2 separate regions of the Homo sapiens genome follow, and region 1 is linked to region 2. A link is a contact called in ENCODE Hi-C or POLR2A ChIA-PET data. All regions are on one chromosome and are shown on one strand. The core of a region is the stretch at or near the end of the contact, and the rest is flanking DNA. Distances in the headings are between cores, read along the strand shown.

The links. Hi-C counts contacts between places; a loop is a spot of excess contacts on that map. ChIA-PET counts read pairs that join two places held with the same protein, here RNA polymerase II (POLR2A). Pooled maps may share reads with other maps.
Region 1: a loop to region 2 is called in a map with no recorded cell type, with 7 times the contacts of the local background. The contact joins the promoter of TMEM131L here to the promoter of GATB in region 2. A Hi-C loop is called at or near these places in 1 of 37 single-sample maps with no recorded cell type and 1 of 50 pooled maps. POLR2A ChIA-PET finds 5 or more read pairs at or near these places in 1 of 52 experiments (H1).

The regions. Positions count from the first base shown.
Region 1 is chr4:153,461,719-153,468,528 of GRCh38, reverse strand. TMEM131L (transmembrane 131 like) reads right to left here and starts at 2,169. Exons shown (of 35, transcript NM_001131007.2): 1 at 2,008-2,169; 2 at 1,248-1,318. The coding sequence starts at 2,131. RefSeq lists enhancers at 479-538, 909-998, 493-1,158, 2,529-2,708 and silencers at 1,469-1,828, 2,199-2,298, 2,339-2,488.
Region 2 is chr4:151,756,281-151,762,755 of GRCh38, reverse strand. It overlaps GATB (glutamyl-tRNA amidotransferase subunit B), which reads left to right and starts at 1,749. Exons shown (of 13, transcript NM_004564.3): 1 at 1,749-1,949; 2 at 3,834-3,984. The coding sequence starts at 1,774. RefSeq lists an enhancer at 1,754-2,033.

The DNA.
Region 1 (6,810 bases), core at 920-3,419, 1.7 Mb before region 2:
TACGACGGATTTCTATTTTGTTCTTTTTATATTTCTGTATCTTCCAAACCTTCAAAAACACATGTATATTATTTAAAATCGGGGAAAAAATCCATTTGGGAATAAATTTTTAGGAGAAGGAAAAACTATCTGCTCCTCATCCTGATGGGGCCCTTTCTCAAAAGACCTGTCTCATTCAGGCTGCTGGCCTTCAAGGAGGGTCCAGGAAAATTCTCCTCTAAAATCACCTCTCTGCCTTGAAGCTGTTATTCATTAGCCCTGATCAAAATGAATATTCTAAATATCTCAAAACCAGCACTCTGAATGTTTCACATAGGAGGGAGAAAACTGAAATGTAAAACTGGACAGCCTCTCCGGTAAAGTTATAGCTAGACATCCTGTTTTTCTAAACAGCCGCAAGACACAACACAGAATTAAGTGCTGCCACCACCGTGGGAAGTAATGAACATCTTAAAAAGTACTGCACACAAGCTAAATATTTCCTTATAATTCAAGCCACTCCCACCCAAAAAATGCATTTTGGATCACTACCGTTACTGGTGAAAGGCAGTCAACAACATTATATTTAAATGTGCACACTTCACAGTCAATGGGAATTTCTTGTAAAAGTTAAAAGCTTTGCAGTACTGTATCTGTTGCAGCAATAAACCCTCTATGATGCTACAGATTCCCAATAAAACGTCAGTAATTATTTTTCTACACGCAATCATCATATCATCATACAGAGAAAAAAACCAGAAATTCAAGTTCTTAAGTGGGTGTATTTTAACAGGAATTAAGGGCACTTGGAGAAAATCCAAGATGACAATCCTTGAGAGTCACATCTCCATCCCAAAGCTACTTAACGCTAATGGCAAATACCACTCTAACATTTATGAAATCAATACTCCTGTTGTCCTCAACCTCTTAGCCACTTGCCATCCACACAGCACCAGCTCACTTAGGGAACAGTGTGCACCCAGGACACCCACGGCCGAACAGACCGCTGGCCGCTTCCCTGCTGAGGTGGCCTGGGTTCCCACCTTCTGAACTTGGGGCCGGCCTGCCTCAGGCCCTGTCACATGGCGTGGGAGGAGCCGGGAAGGCCACCGTTGCCAGGTGTTCAGGCTCGGCCCCTAACGTTTATTTGCCTTGCAAAGTGGCCCGAACGCCTGTGCCGCTTGGACAGGGGGTGGGGAGGACCGGGGGCCTCCCCGCCTCTCCTCCCTCGTACACCCACAGCCGCCCTGTCACCTGGTCGTCCTCACCTGAGTGGGCAGCAGGAGTTCCCCTTCTTCTGCCTGCCACAGCTCCACCACGTTCGGCAACGGCTCAATCGCTGCAGGAACACCAAAAAATACACCACGTTTTTAATGCACGCTAAAGAAACGCTTCCTGTTTCCCCTACCGTCCCTCCGTGCCCCCCGCCTCACCAAAACACGTCTCTTTTTCCTCCTGGGAACAGAGGCCATCCCAGGGGCGAGCCAAGGATAAAAATACAATGGGTGGGGTGTGAGCCGGCGGCCCCTCGGACGCGAAGGCGACAGCGTGCAGGCAGGCTCGGGGTGCTCGTGCTGGGGGTGGGGGGACGAAGTGGGAGTGAAGACACCCCACGAGGCACTCCGGGCTCCGCAGCCCGAGCATCTGGAGTGTGGACCCTGGGCGGCCAGGCTCGGGGGAACAAAGCTGCAGGAAGCCGGGCCGCTGCGGGGCACCCGCGCGCGCCACACAAAGCGGGGGCTGCGCCCGGGGCGCAGGGGCCCGCGCACAAAGGCTCCAGGGCGCGAGCGGCTAGCGGTCCCCAAGCCCCGCGACTGCCCCGCTCTCCAGCTGTACGGGGCAGAGAGGCGCGGGACGGGACGCTGTGGTCAGAAAATGTTATCAGCGGAGAATCGCAACAGCTTTCCTTCCTCCTCCTGCCCCTTTCCCTTTCCTCCCCTCGCCCTCTTATAGATTTCAGCAGTTCCCTAAAAGAAAGAGCGGGGGCGGGGTGGAGAGGCAGAGCGAGCCCAGCGGCGCAAGGCTGACCTTGTCCCTGAGCCCCTCCCGGGCGACAGCAGGGCAGCAGGACCTGGAAGACGCCCAGCAGGAGGTTCACGGCCGCCGCGGTGCGGCAGTAGCAGCCGGGCTGCGGGCGTCGGAGCCCCGCCATGCTGCTGCTCGCGCTCCTCTCCGTTGCTCGCCGCGCTCGCCGCTAGCTCGCTGGCGCCCCAGCTGCCTCGCCCCGGGCCCGCCCCCGTGCCGCCCCGCCCCGCCCCGCCCCGCCCCGCCCCGCCCCGCGCCGCACCACCCCCGCCGCTGCCGCAGCTGCTGCAGCTCCAGACCCGGGCGCGCCGCTTGCTCTGAGCGCGTGTGCGCCGCAGATAGGGAGGGACGGAACGCGGCGGGGTGCGGGGGAAAGTGGACAATGCGAACCCGCGGGTGCCCCGCCCCGGCGCGGAGCACATGGCCGCGGGCCCGCCCCGCAGCGCGCACTCTGCGGGGCCCGGGCGCTTTCCTCGGCTGGGACGGGGTCGCTTAGAGCTGTCCGCGGGGACTAGCGGCCCACTTTTGCCAAGTGCATTTTCATGAACTTTTGGGTGGTTGCCGCTTTGTCGAGGCGCTTGGGCCACGGTCGAGAGATTACCCTCGAGGGAAGAGGTGGCGGTGGAGGTGGGAACGAGGAGTCGCCAAGCGAGAGGCCTTGGACACAGGATATTAGTGGAAATAATGCAGTGGTTGTCAGGAAACGCGAGTGCAGCCACATGGCCACTGCCAGTTATGCAGCGAGGATATCCGGTGGCTGCAAAGTCTGTAATTTAGAATAAAAAGAGCTCTCCCAAAACCCGAGAGGCAGACCTCAGCGCCGCGTGGCGGTAGTGCGCCCGGCACCCTCTGTGGACACTGTCCAGGTCCTGACAGGTGGGGAAGACTCTTCCTAGGGGATTTATAGCTTCAAAGACCCTGCAAATACTCCCTTTTGGAATCATATTGCAAAATTCAGCCAGCCTCTCCTGAAATATGGTTGGGGTCGAGGATGTGGTTAGTTGCCTGTTTCTAACATTAGTAGGATAATGGAAGTAATACGTGGAAATACATTTCCTAGTTCCAGGTTTTGATGCCTATAACTAACAAGTCCAAAATCTGGCATCTCTTTAAGTTAACATCCTGCCTTTACCAGCGATGTCGCAAACAAGGGCTTATTCAGAAATCAATTTGCATAACCTAGAAGTATGGGCAATCTTATGATTTTTTAAAGTTAACTTACTGCTTCCACTGTAGCTTGTATGAAATTCAGAGAATATGAACAATATAGTATGAAGAGGGGAAGTGATGGGACACACCTGTTTACCTTAATCCTCTGTTTAATTGCTCCTTGTGCCTTACAAGCCAGACTATAGAAAACCAGTGCTTGCATAGCAGACACAATCCTGAGAAGGACAAAATGAAATCTAGATCCTCTTTCCTAAAGACGTAATACAGTACTGTGAACACAGTCTCACACACTGTCTGCATTTAACTCCAAACAAGGTTAAATAGTCTAATTGCTTGGCCAGACTTAACATTTAAGTAGATTAGCATAAACGTAAGTTGTTGATGTGAAAAAAAAAAAGGGACACTTTGCATTTTCCAACTTGAATACCTCCAGTAGTCTCTGTTTCATACTTTTTTCTGTATTCCTTGCCAACATCTTCCTTTATTTAGCAAGGATCTCCAGTGCCATCTCAATGTGCCCTTTTTTTCTCTTCACTTCTCCAAGTTTCTATTTGCCCCTTGGATTCTGAAGGTCCCCCACGCAGTTAAAGGGACCTCCAGTGACAGGAATATTTGCACAGCCCACTTAAGCAGTAACTGCACCTTCAAAGTTTGCTTCTAAATGAAAGTTCTCTCATGGGCCTATTTATTTACAGAATGTAATTTTAAGTCCTCATATGAGTATAATACGTATAAAGGAAAGCAAGCAAACATTAACAGCCTAACCGGTTTTGTTAAACAGATTCAAAGTTGTGATACAAAACTTTTTTGCTAACATTTAAATTACTTTACTCTTTTACTAATAAAGTCTTTCCCACATTAACGAGTATCACAGCATCAATGGAAATGACTTAAAAGATAGACTAACATTGCTATGGACCATATGTAAATACTGCTATAGCTTTTTCTAGACTTTGTAAGGCCAGCTTGATTTTTCAAGTTGTGGTCTTGTGGACTTTACAAAATGGGTAATGCTATTTGACTGTTGTTCACAGAGCCAAAAGCATGTATCTGCTGTGCCATGGGGTTGGAGAGGGATACGGGATTACACAGCTGTCTTCTTAGATAAATCTGACCTACTTAGCCTCCTCTGGAGTTATTTTTCATGCTGACTCATGGACAACAGGAAAGTTATGGCCCATTAAGCAGCATCCATGTTTTGGAGTAACCTTGTTCTTCAAAGAAGACTCCTGTGTCATTTGTGCTATATTTCCATTATTCCCCTTGTCAATCCTAGATATTGTCACAGAATATTAGAGCTGGAAATTTTTTAGAAATCATTTAATAGCCCAACTGCCTCATTTTACAGAAGAAACCAAAGCCCATAGAGAATTTTAAAATCCAAGTTATAGAACTCCTTTAAAAATTTTTATTTATAAATTGTTTTGAGACAAGGGTAGTGATGAAGAAAAAGGCTAGGTGTGGGAAATACCTAGATCTAAACACTAATAATAATTTTCTCTAAAAAGCCAAGGAGTCATATTTAATTCATCTTTCCTTTACACCCTTTAAATCTATGAATTAGTCCTATGGTGCCCTACTCTGTACTATTTCCCATACCTAGCCTTTTTCTTCATTACTACTCTGATCTCACTCTTTCACCCAGTCTGAAAGGCAGTGGCCCAATCTTGGCTCACGGCAACTTCTGCCTCCTTGGCTCAAACAATACTCCTGCCTCAGCCTCCCAAGCAGCTGGGACCACAGAGGCAGGCCACCACACCTGGCTGATTTTTGTATTTTTGTAGAGACATGGTTTCACCATGTTGCCCAGGCTGGTCTTGAACTCTTGGGCTCAAACAATATACCCACCTCAGCCTCCCAAAGTGCTGGAATTACAAGTGCAAGCCACCCTGTCCAGCCAGAGCTGCTTTTAGTGGCAGAGTTATGGAGAAGTATATATGAAATAATGTTAACTGAAAAAAAATTAATGTAAACACAAATTAACTCAATATGAAAATTATAGGCCAGGCAAGGTGGCTCAGGCCTGTAATTCCAATATTTTGGGAGGCCAAGGTAGGAGGATTGCTTGAGCCCAGGAGTTCAAGACCAGCCTGGGCAACATAGTGAGACTTTGTCTTTATAAATTTTTGTTTATTTGTTTGTTTGTTTGAGATGGAGCCTCACTCTGTTACCCAGGCTCGAGTGCAGTGGCGTGATCTCAGCTCACTGCAACCTCTGCTTCCTGGGTTCAAGCATTTCTCCTGCCTCAGCCTCCTGAGTAGCTGGGATTACAGGCGCCCACCATCATGCCTGGCTTTTTGTGTGTGTGTGTGTATTTTTAGTAGAGACCGGGTTTCACCATGTTGGTCAGACTTGTCTTGAACTCCTGACCTCGTGATCCACCCACTTCAGCCTCCCAAAGTGCTGGGATTACAGGCGTGAGCCACCGCACCTGGCCCAAAAATTTTTTTAAAGAGCCGAGCATGGTGGCACACACCTGTAGTCTGTATTCCCAGCTACTCAGGAGGCTGAGGTGGGAGGATTGCTTGAGCCTAGGAGTTCAAGGCTTCAGTGAGCCAAGATTGCACCACTGCACTCCAGCCTAGGTGACTGAGTGAGACCCTGTCTCCAAAAAAAAAAGAAAAGAAAATTATATACGCACAACTAAAGTGTGGAAGAGGCATTAAGGTGATGTCTTAGTGGAGTATATCAATGTTAAGTTAGATTCATATAAGATAAAATGGTTTTGTTTTTTTTAAAAAAAAAGACCTATGAATGGCTAAATCTCTACTGGCTTTTATTTATTTATTTATTTACTTATTTATTTTTCTTTTCTTTTTGACATAGGATCTGGTCTTGAATTGTTAGGTTTAAGCAATCCTCCTGCCTTGGCCTCCCAAAGTGATGGGATTACAAGTGTGAACCACCACACCCAACCTCTAGAGGACCCTTCTTACTATAACTTTATTCCATCTCATCTTATAATGCCTCAATTAAATGCATTGGATAAGGATAAGGATTCTCTCCTTTCTCAAACTCTGTTGTGTTAAACAACTGACCTTTTCTGTTATGGGACTGTAATGTAATTTTGGGTGAGTAGCAGCAGTATTCACAGTTTATTCTCTATTTTAAAAAATATTCATAAAACTGTAAAATAAAGAGTAAGTTTTACTGTAATTTAAAAATAAATTGATTAAATTAGAACTTTAACTTTGTGAAAAGTTTGAAAGTCTGAAAAAGTTTAAAGTTTGAAAATGAAAGACAAAAAATTTTTTTATTTTTACTTTATTATACTTTAAGTTCTAGGGTACATGTGCACAACGTGCAGGTTAGTTACATATGTATACATGTGCCATGTTGGTGTGCTGCACCTGTTAACTTGTCATTTACGTTAGGTATATCTCCTAATGCTATCCCTCCCCCCTCCCCCCACCCCACGACAGGCCCCAGTGTGTGATGTTCCCCACACTGTGTCCAAGTGTTCTCATTGTTCATTTCCCACCTATAAGTGAGAACATGCAGTGTTTGGTTTTCTGTCCTTGTGATAGTTTACTCAGAATGATGGTTTCCAGCTTCATCCATGTCCTTACAAAGGACATGAACTCATCCTTTTTTATGGCTGCATAGTATTCCATGGTGTATATGTACCACATTTTC
Region 2 (6,475 bases), core at 500-2,999:
CATGGAAACTCAGAGGGAAGACTCTAGTAAAGGATCTAGAGAATCATCTGAACCTTAAATAAAGGGCAATAATTAGAGAGAAATTTTGGAACAAGTCTCCACCACTCCCTTCCAGTCCCTGTCATTTTTGTCATTTTCATCCTTGGTCAAATGACTGATACTTCTGGTGTGGCAATTTAGAACAGTGATAGTGGATGAAAAAGTAGAAAAGATGGAAAAAATAAATGATGACAATTTTAAGGACAGTAACTAAAGTTTCTTTCTTCCATATGGATATGCAATTGAAGTGTATTAAAGGAAAAGATCAAAGGTTACAGCCAACTAATCAATGGATTATTGATCAATAACTGAAAATCTATCAATGTGAAGTATACAAAATATGCAGCTTTTCCCCTTGCCCTGCTCTATACTCAGAATTAGGCATCACTGATGTCTACTTGATTTCTCCTCTTGAATGTCTCCAAGGCAACCAAACTCATATGTTTTCTTTGCAAACCTGTTCCTTTTCTGGTTTCCTTATCTCGGTGGATAACTTCATCAGCCAGTTGTGCAAACCAGAAATCCAGGAGTTATTTGTTTCTCCTAGCCTTCCACCATCATATCCAATCCATCAGAGTCCTTCAATTTTACTTCCTATATCTATCTCAAACAGATCCATTTCTCTTTGGCTCTGCCACCACCCTAACTCATCATCTCTCCCCTAAACAATTACTGCTCCAAAGGGCATCCACTCCATCCTTTGTCAAATGCATTCTCCACACTGCACTACTTTATTCAACAAATATTTTTAAGGAACCTACTTTGTACTGTAGTGAATAAGACAGACGAGGAATTTGTGGAAATAGAAGATAAACATCAGGCAGTCAAAAGCACTACGAGGACAATCAAAGTCGGGTGATGAAATAGAGAGTGGCTAAATGACTATTCTAGACTGTGTTCAAACACAAGAAATCGGTGGCAGTTTTAACAAGGGGTATTAGTTTTGACACAGGAAAATGAAGGAAGTCCGCTGGGACGATGGTATCTGCTCCTAGCATATAAGGAGTGTGTTTCTGATACTGGCCAATAATAAAAAGGAGGTTAAAATGTACATGAACATTCAATCTAGGGCTGTTTGTCTCCAATTACCTCTGCTTAAACATAGCACTTACTACCTATATGGAAGTATCTTATTTTTGTTAACTTCTGTATGTCTCCCTTCTTTAGAATGTAAGCTCCATGAACATGCGGGCCATAACTGTCTTGATCTCTGCAGTAACTACAGTGCCTAAGAGAACTGAGCCTGGCATTACGGTAGGCATGCAAATAAGTATTTGTTGCATTAACGCACAAATTGCTGAGTGAAGCAGGAGAGTAGACAGAGAATATAACGGATTGGGTTTGGGGGCTGAGGAAGTCTCTGCTGAGCTGTCAAGGTCATTTACTTCCCCTTGCAAGGTTAACTGGGTTATAAAATCCCGGCCACGCTTTAGCACCAAGCATCAAGCGCTCACACTCTAACTTATACACACGCTCACAGCCACAAACCTCTCCAACTCCCCGCTAGGAGGAGTCACACCTCCCCACCCAGAAACCCTCCCACCCTCTCCTCTATTTCTCCTTCCCTCCCCTCTCCGCGGGGTTCCGGCAGGCTTCGAATCACAATGCTCGCCGGGAATAGTAGTCTTCCGGTCCGAGCCTATGGCGTTTTTAATGCATTTCCAGAACTACGCTTCCCAGGGAGCCTCGCGGCATAGTGAGGCTGAGTCACCTGACCAAGACCCTGGAGTTACAATGGCGGCGCCCATGCTGCGCTGGGGCTGCCGTGGAAGACGTTGGGCTTTCGCCCGGGTTGACGGTGGTTCTTGCCACCGAAGAGGGGCTCCGACTGGGTCCACATCCAACCAGATTAGGGGAGAGAGCTCAGTGGCTCAGCAGCCCCTCCACACGGCCCAGAAGACGAGGAAAGGGTATTCTGTTTCATACATTTCTGCCCACCTAACTGTGAGGTGGAACTGCAGGACTGGGGAAATAATGGCAATTACGGCCCAGCTTCTAGACGTTTTGGCTGACGGGAGGGCGTTGAGTTATAACCTGGAGCCCCGAAACCTAAATAAAAGCACAAACAGACTTTCTATCAACTCCGCCCCCATATATAAACCACTGTTTTCAAATAGATGTAGTTGGGGAATTCGCGAGTGTAAAATAGCAAATATTTTCTTGAAGGGTGCACAGACAGAAGAGTGGATTCGGTCATCTTACTAATAGCACTAGCAGTGGGGACGGTGACACGAGAAGCGGGATCATATTTAGCTGATTTTATTTAGCGCTAGTATGGGCTGGCAGCGTTCTAAAGGTAGAAAGGGAGCCTTTACCTACAAGCTCTTGGTAGTGGTGGGTTATTGTCATTAGTCAGAAAACACTAGCTATCTGTGCAGGCGTTTTATGTTGGAATATGTGTGACTAGACCTAGGAGGACGCAGCCAAAAGAAGAGATACTCCCCCTGGTTATATGGAGAGTTTTGCTTATTTGGCCAGATATCCCCTGAACAGCTGTTTATGCTTCATTATGTAAGAATTAAATAGTTTCTCTTTAAATACAGAAACATATGGCAAGTTTCTAATATTTTGTTTATTCTTTGAGACTAGTTGGCATTATTTTTACTTTCAGTTGGAGGAACAGAGGGAAATTGTCCAGAAAGAAGTATTCAGTTTTGTATTCTTTTCGTGAATTAGATTGTTTCCTTGTGAATGGAAAGTACATTTTTTCTCTCATGTAATGGAAATGCAAAAATACTTTGAATGGTGCTTTACTGCATGCAGAATTTCTAATGAGTTCCTACTTTAATTCCCCTCCCTTATGGGCTGTGTTTCCAAACTTTAAAAAGAAGGACTTATTCTTGCAGTACTTCAGATATAGAACTTTATATGTTGAAATGATTGAAACAAAACAAAACGATGTAAAATATGTATATATATATATATGTATATACACAAAATTACTTGGGAGAAGAGCAGGATAGGAACATACATGGATTTCATAGGGAATAAGCACATTTATAAGGACCTGGAGAGGCCTATGTACAGACCCAACAGAGTAGGACTGACCAGATAAGAGAGATTATTATAGCATTTAACAGCTTCTTAGATTTGATAGCAAATAAGCATTAAAAAAGTAACCTGAAATTAGGTCTCAGGAATTGAAAGTGATTTGGGGGACCAAAAATATGCCGCATCAGATGGTTTAGTGTGGTGGAGTTTTGCAAAATTTTTTTAAGAGTATCATTTAGTGGTGATTTATTGTATCTGTGTCTCTCTGGTTATTATACATGCAAACCAAAACATGGTTGAGAATTTCCTTTTTAAATAAGAGACGTGGAACTATTTATCATTATTTCTCTAGTAGTAGAATGTTGCCATTTATGTTAATTCTAGATAATGTGGGAAAGATCAGCTTTCATCATTTACTGAGTGATTACTTGATAAGTTACAGTTAATTTGTTAAATGCCGCTTTTCACTGAAGTCAGCCAAGCAGTTGTCACCTGATACCCATTTCTAAATTGTTTTAAGACGCCAAATTGTTCCTTTCTCTATAGCCTTCATGTTTATATCATCAGCCTCCTGATGCCATGTTGTAAATGAATTTTAGTTTGCCAATCTCAGTGTAGGCGCTTATTCTAAATTGTTTTTTATTTAGTCACTGATAAAATATGACACATTTTTAATGTGAGGATATAACATTGTATTAAGTTTAAAACACATATAGGAAATTAACATTTGTGGTTTAGACTTATAGAAATTCATTCATGGTGACAAATATAATACATCTTAACCATTATCTCTTTCTTCTTAGTGAACACAAATGGGCTGCTGTGGTAGGTTTGGAAATTCATGCCCAGATTTCCTCCAACTCTAAACTCTTCTCTGGATCTCAAGTTCGCTTTTCAGCACCTCCAAATTCTTTGGTTTCTTTTTTTGATGCATCTCTACCTGGAACTTTGCCGGTAAGATTCTTATTTAATCCTATTTTCATTAGAAAAATGTTTATTTTATATTGAACATGGAAAATTATTTTCTTGTTTTAATAATAACACAACTCTTTGGAAATACTTATTTAGGGAGTTTTGGGTGAAGCGGGATATATTAAATGTTTTCTGAAGACCCATCTCTGTGATGCTGTTTCTAAGTCTGAATATATTCATACATGTATTCATCACTTCACAAACATTTTAGCATGTCTACTAATACCAGACATTGGGCTTTGAGCTGGGTCATAAAGATGATCCTTGCCTTTAAGGAGTTCAAAAACTAGTAGGGGAGATGTGTCTTATAAACAAACAGAGAACAGTGTGATTCCTTCTTTGAAGGTAATATGCAGAGGATGATTTCGAAACCCAGAGGAGGGACAACTAATTCAGTAAAAGAAAGGACTGTTGTGAGAAATTGAAGTAGGGGTACTTTAGGTTAAGGAAGGGTTACTGAAGAGGTGGTGGCCTGAGCTATTTGAGAAGCCCAATAAAATTTAGGCAGATAAATGAAGGAGGAGGAGGAGTCAACTCAAAGCAAGCAGTGTATATTACATGATTTTACAGTGTAAGGCCAGTAATGATTGTGGTTATTGCAAATTAAGAAACACTCAATAATGTAGAAAACAGCCATAATATGCAGTGAGTTAACTATTGTACTCACTTAACCACTCATTTTTACTTGATCCTATGGAATGACTGGGCCCAGTATACTCATCAGCAAGACTTTTGGCATATATTTTTATATAATTGGTTGAATTTTTAAGAAAAGTATGAAGGGAACAAGTAAATGTTTTAGCTAATAAATAGCATATGGTCTGTCCAGGACCTATAATATCAACTGTGTTTGGGGTTTCCTGCCATCTTTGGAGGAAATGTGTATCCATGGTGGTGACAAAGGTGGGGAGAGGCAGACATTGTCATGGGTAAATTCCATGCTCTCAAACATTTAAATAAGAGTGGAAGCTGGTTGAGGCCGGGCGCGGTGGCTCACGCCTGTAATCCCAGCACTTTGGAAGGCCAAGGTGGGCGAATCACAAGGTCAGGAGATCGAGACCATCCTGGCTAACACGGTGAAACCCCATCTCTACTAATAGTAAACTGCAAAAAATTAGCCGGGCATGGTGGTGGGCTCCTGTAGTCCCAGTTACTGGGGAGGCTGAGGCAGGAGAATGGCGTGAACCTGGGAGGCAGAGCTTGCAGTGAGCTGAGATCGCGCCACTGCACTCCAGCCTGGGCGACAGAGCGAGACTCCATCTCAAAAAAAAAAAAAAAAAAAAAAATCTGGAAGCTGGTTGAACTGAGCACTGGCAGGCTTGCAGAGGTATACTTTTCTCAGTCACTGACCAAAGTGGAAGATTCTGGGCAGTGCCTCCAGTATGCCTGCCTCACTCAGCTTTGGTTGTATTGGGGCAGCATCTTTGTCTTGGAACTTTTCTCTTATCGCATTTTCTGTCATGGAGGACTCCCTTCCCTGCAGACCATATCAAGGATCACCTTTGATTTGCTGCTGGGTCCCTCTGGGAGAAGATAGATGTGGAGGTGTGCCCTCTTTCTCTCTCTCTGACTTAGAGATCTATCTATGGAAAGATTTTTTGTTTATTTGAGAAGAGTGAATATTTTGGTTATAAATATATGACATCTTTTTTGGGCAGAGATTCAGATATAGTAGAGATACAATAATATTTATTGTAAAATGGAAGGCAAGTTGTCATAACACCTCTACATTTTCCCTTCCAGATTCAAAACATTTTTTTCCCATGTTGTAGTTAATTATCAAGAGATTAGGCATAAGCTCTGAGTTCATCCTAGGTTTTTCCAGCTGTGAATGTGATGGCTATCAGGCCATACTTATTACAGTTCACTTTAGAAACAGGTCCATTTGCAGATAAGCATGTTTTCTGTATATAGACTCTCCAGCTGTACCTAAATTTGGTCAAAAATTAGACCAAATTAGAAAAATTCAAAATAATTAAAATGCCAACATTTTAATTGCTTTGTAAAACTTGTCATGCACCAAAAAAGAAGGTGCTTGTTCACTGATAAGCATATCAATAACACAGTGAAGGTGTTTGGGACATTTGAGTGTTGAGAGCTTGGCTTACATTAATTAAATGGCAGACAAAGTCTGGAAATACAGTTTTGTATGAGCTAGGATTTGTTTTCCTCTTCAGAGCCTACAACGCTTATGGTTTAAGTAGCCTAGATGGGTTATTCTGTAGACAGAGGAGATCTACCTCTTCTTCAGAAATGTTTCTGCCTTTAAGGGACCTCATTTTGTACGTGAGCAACATTATACCCAAACTCCCAGAATTAAGCATTGCCATTCAAAACATTTCAAAATCTTTTGATTTACCTCTAAATAGATTTAAAATACACTAAAACCTTTAGACAGTTGTCCTTCCCCTAAGCCCTATGGAGATGTATAAACATGCTCTGATAGCCAGACTCTGCTTATAACTCCATTCAT